2 separate regions of the Homo sapiens genome follow, and region 1 is linked to region 2. Evidence: chromatin contacts called from ENCODE Hi-C or POLR2A ChIA-PET data. All regions are on one chromosome and are shown on one strand. The core of a region is the stretch at or near the end of the contact, and the rest is flanking DNA. Distances in the headings are between cores, read along the strand shown. Region 1 holds the start of LINC00563 (long intergenic non-protein coding RNA 563). Region 2 holds the start of SIAH3 (siah E3 ubiquitin protein ligase family member 3).

Region 1 (5,341 bases), core at 2,540-5,039, 450 kb before region 2:
CTGTAGTTTTTGTTGTGTCCTTACCTAGTTTTGGTATCAGAGTTATGTTTGCGTTTTAGAATGAGTTTGGAAGAATTTTCTGCCTTTCAATTTTTTAAAATAGTTTGAGAAGAAGCAGTCTTAAGTCTTCTTTAAAAGTCTGGCAGAATTCAGCTGTGAAGCCATCCAGTCCTGGACTTTTCTTTTTAAGGAGACTTTTTATTGCTGATACAATATTGTTACTCATTATTGGTATGTTCAGACTTTCTATTTCTTCTTGGCTCAATTTTGATAGGTTATATATGTCCAGGAATTTCTATATTTCCTCTAGGTTTTAAAATTTATTAGCATATAGTTGTTCATAGTAGTCTCCAATGACCATTTGTATTTCTGTGGTATCAGTTGTGATGTCTACTTTTCTGATCTTGTTTATTTGGGTCTTCTTTCTTTTTTTCATAGTTTATCTAGCTAATGGCTTGCCAATTTTGTTTATCTTTTTTAAAAATCAGATTTTTGTTTCATTTTTCTTTTGTATTATTTTTATGTCTCAATTTTATTTCTGCTCTGATCTTCATTATTGCTTTCCTTATAATTTAAAGTTTGATTTGTTCTTGCTTTTCTTTGAGATGCATCATTAGTTTTTTTTTAATTTGAAATCTTTCTACTTTTTTCTTTTTTTTGAGACAGAGTCTTGCTCTGTTGCCCAGGCTAGAGTGCAATGGTGCGATCCTGGCTCACTGCAACCTCTGCTTCCTGGGTTCAAGCAATTCTCCTGCCTCAGCCTCCTGAGTAGCTGGGATTACAGGCATACACCACCACACTGGCTGGTTTTTGTATTTTCAGTAGAGACAGGGTTTTGTCATGTTGGTCAGGCTGGTCTCCATCTCTTGACCTCAGTTGATCCACCCGCCTTGGCCTCCCAAACTGCTTGGATTATAAGCATGAACCACTGCACCTGGCTTCTTTCTACTTTTTTGATGTAGCTATTTACTGCTATAAACTTGCCTCTTAATCCTGCTTTTGTTGCCTCCCATTTGTTTTGACAGGTTATGTTGCTATTTTCATTTATTGCAAGAATTTAAAAAGTTCTCTTTTTAATTTCTTTCTTTACTCATTGGTCATTCAGGAGCATGTTGTTTAATTTTCATGTATTTGTATAGTTTCAAATGTTCCTCTTGTTATTGATGTGTAGTTTTATTCCAGTAGTCAGAAAAGATACTTGATATGACTTCAATTTTTTAAAAATTTAAACTTGTTTTGTTTCCAAACACATGGAATATTCCAACTATTCCATGTGCTGATGGAAAAAATGTGTCTTATTTAGCTATTGGGTGAAATATTCTGTAAATGTCTGCTAGGTCCATTTGATCTATGATGCTATTTAATTCCAATGTTTTTTTGTTAAATTTTGTCTAGATGATATGTCTAATGCTGTGAGATGTTATAATGCACAGCTACTGTTGTATTGGAGTCTGAATCTCCCTTTAGATCTAATAATTTGCTTTATATATCTAGACTATCCAGTATTGACTGCATATATATACAGTTGTTATATGTCCTTGCTGAATTGATCCCTGTATTATTATATAATGTCCCTTGTTTCTGTTTATAGCTTTTGAATTAAAGTTTGTTTTATCTGACATAGGCATGGCTACTCCTCCTTGCTTTTGGTTTCCATTTTCATGACATATCTTTTTCTATCCCTTCACATAAAGCTTGTATTTACAGGTGAAGTGAGTGTCTTGTAGGCAGCATATAGTTGGGTCTTACTTTTTTTTCAATTTGGCCAACCTATGTCTTTTAACTGAGTAATTTAATACATTTACATTCACAGTTATTATTGATAGGTAAAGACTTACTCTTATCATTTTATAGATTGTTTTCTGGTTGTTTTGCATATTACTTATTCCTTACTTCTTCTCATTGTTTATTTTTGCAGTTTGGTCATTTTCTGTAGTGATAAAGTTTGATTCCTTTTTTTCTCTCCTTTGTGACTACTGAATGAGTTTTAAGCAGGGCAATAATGTGATTAATTTTACATTTTGGAAAGCTGACTTTTGTTTTTTGTTTTTTGTTTTTGTTTTTTTTTTTAGATGGAGTCTCACTCTGTCATCGAGGCTGGAGTGCAGTGGCGTGATCTCGACTCACTGCAAGCTCCACTTCCTGGGTTCACACAATTCTCCTGCCTCAGCCTCCCGAGTAGCTGGGACTACAGGTGCCCGCCATCACGCCCGGCTAATTTTTTGTATTTTTAGTAGAGACAGGTTTTCACCATGTAGAGACAGGAGATCAAGCCAGGATGGTCTCGATCTCCTGACCTCGTGATCTGCCCACCTCAGCCTCCCAAAGTGCTGGGATTACAGGCATGAGCCACCATGCCCAGCCCTGACTTTTGTAGAATTATATAGCAAGCTAGCTAGAGTGGGGGAAGAGTTGATGTATATGGCCATACCACTTAGTAAATTATCACAATTGTCCAGATGAGAGATAATGATGGCCTGGAATGGAATAGTGGCAGTGGAACCAGAGACATTGGAGAGACATGTAAGAGGTGGAGGTAGAACTGACAGGACTTTGTAAGTTATTGGAAGTGGAGTGTGGCTATGAAAACATAAAACACTTGAACCATTCAACTTAATCCATATCCTGTATGTGTGTGTGTGTGTGTGTTGGAGGAGGTGGGTATGCTCTCAGCAATAAGAAATCTATTTGCCTGGGGGTAAACAATGCTACTGTCATTGACTTCATAATAGCTGTAGTTTCTGCTTTGCTTTTTGAGATAAAGCAGTCCTGACTGGGCCATGAGGCTATTGAGGTAAAAACTTTGTTGTACTTACTAATAGAAAGAAGAATGCACTACTAATTAGAGAAATGCGAATCAAAACAACAATGAGATGTCATCTCACACTGGTCAGATTGGCTATTATCAATAAGTCAAAAAATAACAGATGCTGGTGAGGTTGCAGAGAAAAGGGAATTCTTATATACTCTTGGTGGGAGTGTTAATTAGTTCAACCATTGTGGAAACCAGTGTGGTGATTGCTCAAAGAGCTAAAAACAGAGCTACAATTTGACCCAGCAATTCCATTACTGGGTATATACCCAAAGGAATACAAATTGTTCTACCAGCATTTGTTCGGTTAGGTTGCAGTAACAAACAATTCCAAAATCTCAGGGACAATGACAAAGGATTATTTTTTGCTTACAATATATGTCAGCTAGGGTTGACTATAGCTCTGCTCTACATGTCTTCTTCATTCTGGTTTACAGGCTGAAAGATTCACCCCTACCTAGGACACCCCCTTCCTTCCCCTCCCTGCCCCCACATTTTTTAAGAGAAGAAAAAAAGCCATGGCTGAACTATGCAATGATTTTTGTTGTTGTTGTTGTTGTTGAGATGGAGTCTTGCTCTGTCGCCCAGGCTGGAGTGCAGTAGCGCACTCTTGGATCACTGCAACCCCCACCCCCTGGGTTCAAGCAATTCTTCTGCCTCAGTCTCCCTAGTAGCTGGGACTACAGGCGTGCGCTACCACACCCAGTTAATTTTTGTATTTTTAGTAGAGAGAGGGTTTCACCGTGTTGGCCAGGCTGGTCTTGAACTCCTGACCTCAAGTGATCTGCCCGCCTTGGCCTCCCAAAGTGCTGGGATTACAGGCGTGAATGACTTCCAAAACTTCTGCTGAGACATGGTATAAGCCATCTGCTCACATTCCATTAACCAAGGCAAGTCCCTGGACCCAAGTCTGATGTCAATAGTGGGAAGAAATGTATTCCACAGGAAGGCCCATGGCAGTAGACCTGGATGTATAATTTTCTTGCAGGGAGAGTGTAAATAATCTGGAAGAAATACTGCAGTCTATCACAGATCCCAAAGATAGTTTCATCATTTGTATTTTTACAAATACTTACTGGATACTATTCCTTTCTGTGAGGCAAGAACAACCAGCTGTCATTCTCTAAAAATTTTCAGATATTAAGCACATATTCACCTCTGAACTTTAATGTTTTTTCTACATCAGCATTATTCAGAATCTCATCCAGGAACTATTTGCTAACAATCTGCAATGAGATAAGAAGATTATGCCAGGAAGTAAATCAACACACTGCTTCCTTCACCACGAAAGCCTTGCTACAAAAAATCAAATGGCAGCAGTACTGAACAGTGCACTTACTGATGTAGTTGGTTAACATTTTGGCTTAAGCTCCTTATCTTGTCATGGACAGGTACCGAATACTCTGGACTGACAGAGGTCGACAAACTATGCTCTGAGTGGCACTGTTCTGCAGCAAAGTGGTTTTACCCATAAGACCATTCAATTATAGAATTTTAGAACTGAAAGATGTCTTAGACACCATCTAGTCCAAGTTCCTGGTTTCACAGCCGAGGATCCTTAGAACCTGAAAGTTTTAGCAAACTTCCCAAAGCCACTTAGTGGTTGTGATGCAATATGAAGTAAAGGCCAACTGTCCTGACTCTTTCCAATCACCACCATGCCCTGAAATTCCTGAAGGAAGCAGAATTTCCTCTGAGGTTTCTGCTGAGTCATATGCAGGCTCCATCTGATGTAGAGATTCAGTAGAAGGGGCCAGGTTGCCTCCTGATGGGGGCAGCGTGTGGAGGATGAGCCTGGGCTTACTTGGCAGACAGATCTGGTCATGTTCCAGCTCTATCTCCTACTTGCAGAATGTCTTCGGGAAAATTACCTACATTCTCAAAGCCTCAGATTCTTGCTTTGTCAACATTCCTTGAAGATTGCTAAACTGAAGACTCTGGTGTTCCCTTTTGTGATAGGGAGAATAATAGCCCCCCAAAGATATCTACATCCTAATCCTTGGAACCTGTGACTATGTTATGTCACATGGCAATGGGAGACTTGAGGTTCCAGACTGAATTAAGGTTGATAATCAGCTGACCTTGAGATGGTGAGACTATCTGGGATCATCTGGGTGGGTCCAATGTCATCACAATGTTCCTTATAAGAGAGAGGCAGGAGAGAAAGAATCAGAAAGGCGGCAGCATGAGGAAGGCTCAGCCTGACATTGCTGGCTTAGAAGATGGAGGAGTGAGGCCATGAGCGAAGGAATGCAGGAAGCCTCTAGAAGCTGGAACACACCCCTGCTGACACCTGGACTTGTACCTAGTGAAACCCATTTCAGACTTCAGACCTCCAAAACTGTGCAGTAATAAAGCTGTTTTGTTTTAAGCCACTGATTTGTGGTAATTTGTTAGAGCAGCAATAGGAAAGGAATTCACCATTCATCTGAACATTGCTATTGCCTCCCTAGAGCAACTGTTACATCATCTTTTGGAAGATACAGCTTTTTTGAAGACACGTTTTATAGTGGTATTATTTGGCAGAAT
Region 2 (5,690 bases), core at 1,111-3,610:
AGTGAGCCTAGTATAAACTATGAACTCTGGATGATGGTGATGCGTCAATGTGGGTTCATTAATTGTAACAAATGCACCCCTATAGTGGGGGGGTGTTGATAATAGGGGAGGTGGTGCAGGTGTGGGGGTAGGGGCAAAATGAGGTATTTCTGTACTTTCCTCTCAATTTTGCTGTGAACCTAAAACTACTCTAAAAACATTAGGTCTTTAATTTCTTAAAAATCAAGATAAAATTAAAGGAGCATTGATTTTTATATCTTAAGCACAAGCATGAGATTATCAACACAAAGTTATAGATCTTTGACCTATTTGCTGGCATCCTTATTTTGTGTACAATCATTTTATTTTAAAAATACCTTTCCAAAAAAAAAAAAAAAACAGCAGAAATCCCCATTCTCATGGAACTTACTTCTAGCAGGATGACGGAAACAATACATCTTTAAAAAGTAAAGAAAAATGAAACAAAACAGAACAAAAAATCAACACAATCGTTCCACTAGAGCCAAAGATGTAAAAATAATTTGAACCTTTCTAAATTATGAATATATCTTTAAGGAATCTATGAGAGTATCTGCACACTTTTAGTTTTTAAAACAAGTAAGCCAATGAAAGGACATTAAATGTTTTCCCAATGAACTGCTGAAAGCTTATTTTCTGGACAATTCAAACTTTAGAAAGCAGATTCTGGTTTTGTGGGCCAGCAACCTTTATTATATGCCATGTAACAAGTGGCTCCAGGGACTCAGGTCCTATAAAAATATCACATTGATGAGGTTCTAATCAGTTCAAATGTTGTCATCTTCTAGTTTGGTGCCAGTGTCGTTATTTTAAAAGTGCAAAGTTTCCATGTTTAATTGGTGTTCAGCTTGTCTCTTAAAACATTGGTTTGGTTTTAAATGCAAGTTAAAATGAACAGCCTGGGCTCTGTCCTGGCATCAATAAACTTGTGCATTATTTTTATCCCGTATGTTATTCTGTTGTTAGTTTAACTGCCTGACCAGGTCACAGACCTAGGTGTTCCACGTGTGCATATGTTTTGCATACATTACAACCCAAGCATTGTAGCCAGAGCAGAACAAGAGCCATGAGGGAGGGGGCTCACACTCACAGGGTACAATTCACAGTGGGGGCTGATCCTGCTCCAGGCAGCACTGGATCTGGCCTGACTTCTCAAGAGAGAAACAACCAGGGAAGAGGGAAAACACAATACACTGAACTCCCCTGCTTTAGCTGCAAAGACTAAACCATCAGAGCTAGTCCCGAAAAACCCAAAACCCTTCAAGTACTGCTTAGGAATCTTTCTTCAAGAACCAGCGGCCTCCCGCCCACCCACCAGCCCTGTTCTGGGGAGCAAGGACAGGTTTGCAGTCTGAGGACTGGAATGCCCTCTGCCTGTGCCAGCACAGAAATGTGCTGCTAGCATTTGCAGAAACAAGTAAATGATGTGGTATGTGCATCCTTAATCTCTATTTTAATGTCTCCAGCAATCTAGTGGTTAATTAGCAATTTGCTGCCCACCAATATGCAAATGAATGACAAGCAAAGGTTCTCTGCATCTGTAATTATTTTGCTGATTTACAAGCCTCTTTCCTCTCAGTGTAGGTTTTTCTGTGTGTGTGCATTCATGCATCAGGGATTTCATTATTTTTTGAAGCATACTCTGTGCATTTTTATCCTTTAATACTTTCAGACTTCAGTAATCACAGTATTTTGAAAAAAAGAAAATATATATATATGTATAGTAATATATATGTATGTGCTTCCCTCCACCCCTCAACTCCAAATGAATTTGTCAGGGATTCTTTTCTTTGATAAAGAGTGGAGAGTAAGATTTATCAAGGGGCTGTAATCCAAATTGCAGAAAGTCAGAACGCAAGATTGAAAGATACACATTTTTGCTGCTGCCAAGTCCTTATCTGGATTCAGAGTCTAGTAATATTTTATTTTCTCCCAAGCAGCTCTGGTGAGTCGAGCCATGATCTGCGTTATCCATCTGCCTACTTTGGAGCGGGGTGTTGTACTATTTGGCGGCTTAAACGCTTTACGTTCTTGCCAGGGCATTAAGAAAGGCTCTCATGTTAAATTAAGTCAATTAATAAATGGAGACACATTAAGCAATCAATTTTGTCAGCCTATCTCCCCAGCATTAGGTATGGTTGGCTGTAATCACAAGATAAATGCAATGTGCTGATCTATGGTAATGTTCAATAATACATTCTCCGCCAGGCTCAATTCATCAGGGAGTTTCGGTAGGGAAGGCATTTGTTATTGGCTGTCTCTGCACCTCAAGGATAACATTTCTGTCCTTTTGATTGGCCGCCTCACTGCTGCAAGATTCTAACCGTCTTATTTTGATGATGAATATGAAGGCGCGCTAAGCCGGGCTGGAGCGGAGTGTCTCAGAGGCTGCGCTCCTTCCAGGGCCCAAGGACTCACAGCTTCCTCCGCTGCCTTCCCGGACCAACAACCCCCCAAAAGTTGTGATGCTTTTCTTTACCCAGTGCTTTGGGGCTGTATTAGATCTCATTCATCTCCGGTTTCAGCACTACAAGGCTAAACGGGTTTTCTCCGCTGCCGGGCAACTTGTCTGTGTCGTCAACCCCACACACAACCTAAAGGTGAGTCTCTGTGTCATTTTACCTTCACCGGGCTCAGGTTCAAGTCCTTTCTCGGAGGCGGCAGCGACCCTCCGGCGAACGTGTGCAGCCCTTTGCAAACCCGGGTCTCGGGGGCTGGGACGGTGTCTGGAACCCGGCGTGTTTGCCTCGGCTCACTCTCGCTCTCTAGGTGATTGGGTGCTGTTAGTGACCGAGTGTTGTTTCCCCAGCTGGCAGGAAAAGCTGGATTGATGGTCTGATGTCTTTCCCCGACGCTGTCAACCTGAGAGTGGCGTGGGGGGCAGAAGTGAGGGTGGTGGAGGGAACAGGGGGGCGTCCCCATCACTCCCCCTACTATTTGTGGGCAAGTGCTCAGGAGACAGGATTTGAAGTTAGCCAAATTCTCTCTGTCCCATGTGTTGGGAGAGGTGGTCAAACACGAGGATTTTAGAAGCTACTGGGGGGTGAGGAATCCTGAAACAGGGACTTGGACGTCGGTGGGGTGGGGGGAGGGTTCTTTCTGCAAAGTGTTTGTCCTTGTCCTCAGACTCGTGTGTGTGTGTGTGTGTGTGTGTGTGTGTGTGTGTGTGTGTGTGGTGTCGGGAGGATTTTGGCTTATTTCCTTCCTGCTGGTTAGATGCGCTCTGTGTACTGGAGCAGGATTTGCCTGGCTTGTGTAATAATGACACCAGCTTCTAGCTGCTGCCGCCGCTGCCTGGAGCACCCTAGGCAGCTGGGTGCTGGGTTGCTCGCGGCTGCCTAGCTGCCCCGGGGCCTCTGCATTTGTACCCTCAGGTCAGTGCCCTTTTAGAGACCAGACAAAATATGGGGTCCGGCAGAGCCGCTTAACATCACAGCCAAGACTGACTGGGAAAGGAATGATGGGCCACTGGTTAGGGGTAGTAGGGAGGAGGGGAAGTCAGGGAGGTGGGGGCTGGGGAGAGGGTGCAGCTGAACTCCCCGGATGGGAAACTCAGCACCTTGCCTCTCTCCTAACATAAAAGATGGACTCATTGGAAGTTCCTTTCCTGTACTCCTGTGTAAGGCAGGCAGGACTGAGTGCCGGGGGAGGGGCCGTGTCTGTAGCGACAGTGCCTGACAGTCTCTGTGAGGATAGATCTGTCCCTCTGACCACTGCTGTTGGGCAGGAAGAGCATTGCCTGTTGTCCATTACTTTATAAACTCCCACGGCCGGACTGTCCTCAGCTGGAGCCCCGCAGGTCAGCGCTGATGGGTGCCCCCACTCCTAGAAGTTCCGCCGAAAGACAGCTGCCTGGAGCTGCTGGGGTTACATGCCAAGGCCAGTCCTGGGGGAGGGGCGATGGACTATCCTGGGACCCCTATGGTGCATCTGACCTAGGATCTGACTCTCTCTGATATCCCAGCTGTGACGAATGCCATCGCATGCAACCGTTCACACCTGCTCTTGCTTGCGCGCTCTTGCCTCTCATTCCACTATTTCTTTTTTTCTTTTATAGCTTAGTTTTATAAATGAGAATTTACTACCAGTCATCCTTGGCAAAGCAAGTATGTAGTATGCACATTAAAATAAAATTCTGAATTCCATTTTATGGCCACTTTTGAGACTGCATTCAAACTTCCATTATTTTTTCCACTTTGGATTAGTTAGTTCCCTGGGGCAAGAAATTTTGTTTACTTCTGTTTTGTATTTTAATACCTTTAAAAATTGCTTATGAGACTTTAGCATTTCTGAAGTTTGCATTTATATGGTTCATTGACTGCAGCTGATGATGGAGAATAGAGAGGTGTTAAGGTCTCTGTGTGGAGTGAGGGGAAACCACTTGTGTATATTTCTCAATGATGTCTGCCTGGATTTTGACAAGTCGTCTTGCTGCCCTGACCCAGGAGTTCAGAGTCAGGGTTGGAGGCCTTGAGTCATCTCTGGCCAGCTGTGTGAACTTGAACTCCTCCTCCACCTCTTTGAGACTTCCCTTCCTCACCTTTTAAATGGGCTGATGAACATCTGCCCTTTCTCCGCCTCAGCTTTTGAGACTGAAAAGAGGTATCAGAGGTGTTTCATAACTCTCCTCTAAAAATAATGTATGTTATTGTATATATAATTTGTAGAGTTCCAATAGCAAATTCAAAAGTTGTCACTTAACACCTTCAGGCAATTTAGAAATTGTATAATCAGCAACATAAAAATGGATGACGTATGCTTTGAGAGGACATAGCTCACTTTTTCACTTACACTCTTATTTGGCTTTTCATTTCGCACACAAAAAAACCACTTATGGATTTTGCTCAGAGGAACATCACCCCAGATAAACAAAGCAAGTTGAGTGCTGCTAATGCCCCCTCAGGATTAGGCACACAGGATTTGGAGAGGGCGCCAGGTAGGGAGAGACCTGGAGGGTCCAGGTGGCCCATCAGGTAAGTTTCACTCCCTTCTCAAACCTAAGGGCTAATAGCCATTTGCAGAGCTTTAAAAGGACTAACTCCATAGGAGTGTCACTGCCCCATTGCTTGTATAAAAAGCACATGTAACCTCAAAAAAATTCTCCTTCTAAACGCTGATTTCCATAAACAGACCACGGAAATATGCCTTGGACGTAATAAGCTGTGATCTATGTAATGAGGAGGAAAGTCCTTCTTTTGTTAAAGGAAAAAAATAAAACCTGTGGCAGTATTAACCCAGAATAGCTATTGATCTGCCGTGCTTCCCCACATTTTGTATGACAGGCCAGTATATGAAATGGTGACCAAGGACAGAGAGACTGCAACCTTGCTTTCAATTTTATGGGTTGCGTGTAGCTACAAAGAGGGCTGGGAAGCTTGTGTTTTTCCTTGTGGAAGCATTTATGTGTTTTATCCTTTCCTGGGCTTTCCTGAGAATTCGAACCAACAGCATTTTAGAAACTGAGGCAAGTGCTGAGTTATAATCAAAATTCACTTACCAAGCAAAGAAAATTGTGTATTTACCATGCTTCTATAGGTCACCTTCATTCTCAATCTTATTATGGTGATTACTCAGTAACCTGGGATTCCTTCGAGCAAGCTGATGCCTTTCCTTCTAAATGGAAGGCAGAGCCTTCCTGGGGACATCAGATCCTCTGGTTAAAGCCATTACAC

The links. Hi-C counts contacts between places; a loop is a spot of excess contacts on that map. ChIA-PET counts read pairs that join two places held with the same protein, here RNA polymerase II (POLR2A). Pooled maps may share reads with other maps.
Region 1: a pooled map shows a loop between it and region 2 (3-fold over the local background). The contact joins the promoter of LINC00563 here to the promoter of SIAH3 in region 2. A Hi-C loop is called at or near these places in 3 of 50 pooled maps. POLR2A ChIA-PET finds 5 or more read pairs at or near these places in 2 of 52 experiments (HEK293 and PC-3).

What each region holds. Positions count from the first base shown.
Region 1 is chr13:46,296,292-46,301,632 of GRCh38, reverse strand. It overlaps LINC00563 (long intergenic non-protein coding RNA 563), which reads left to right and starts at 3,789. Exons shown (of 1, transcript NR_047493.1): 1 at 3,789-5,188. The region is part of intron 2 of LOC105370194 (a long non-coding RNA gene); the gene reads left to right. RefSeq lists an enhancer at 4,002-5,201.
Region 2 is chr13:45,848,423-45,854,112 of GRCh38, reverse strand. SIAH3 (siah E3 ubiquitin protein ligase family member 3) reads left to right here and starts at 2,360. Exons shown (of 2, transcript NM_198849.3): 1 at 2,360-2,618. The coding sequence starts at 2,484. RefSeq lists an enhancer at 3,251-3,788.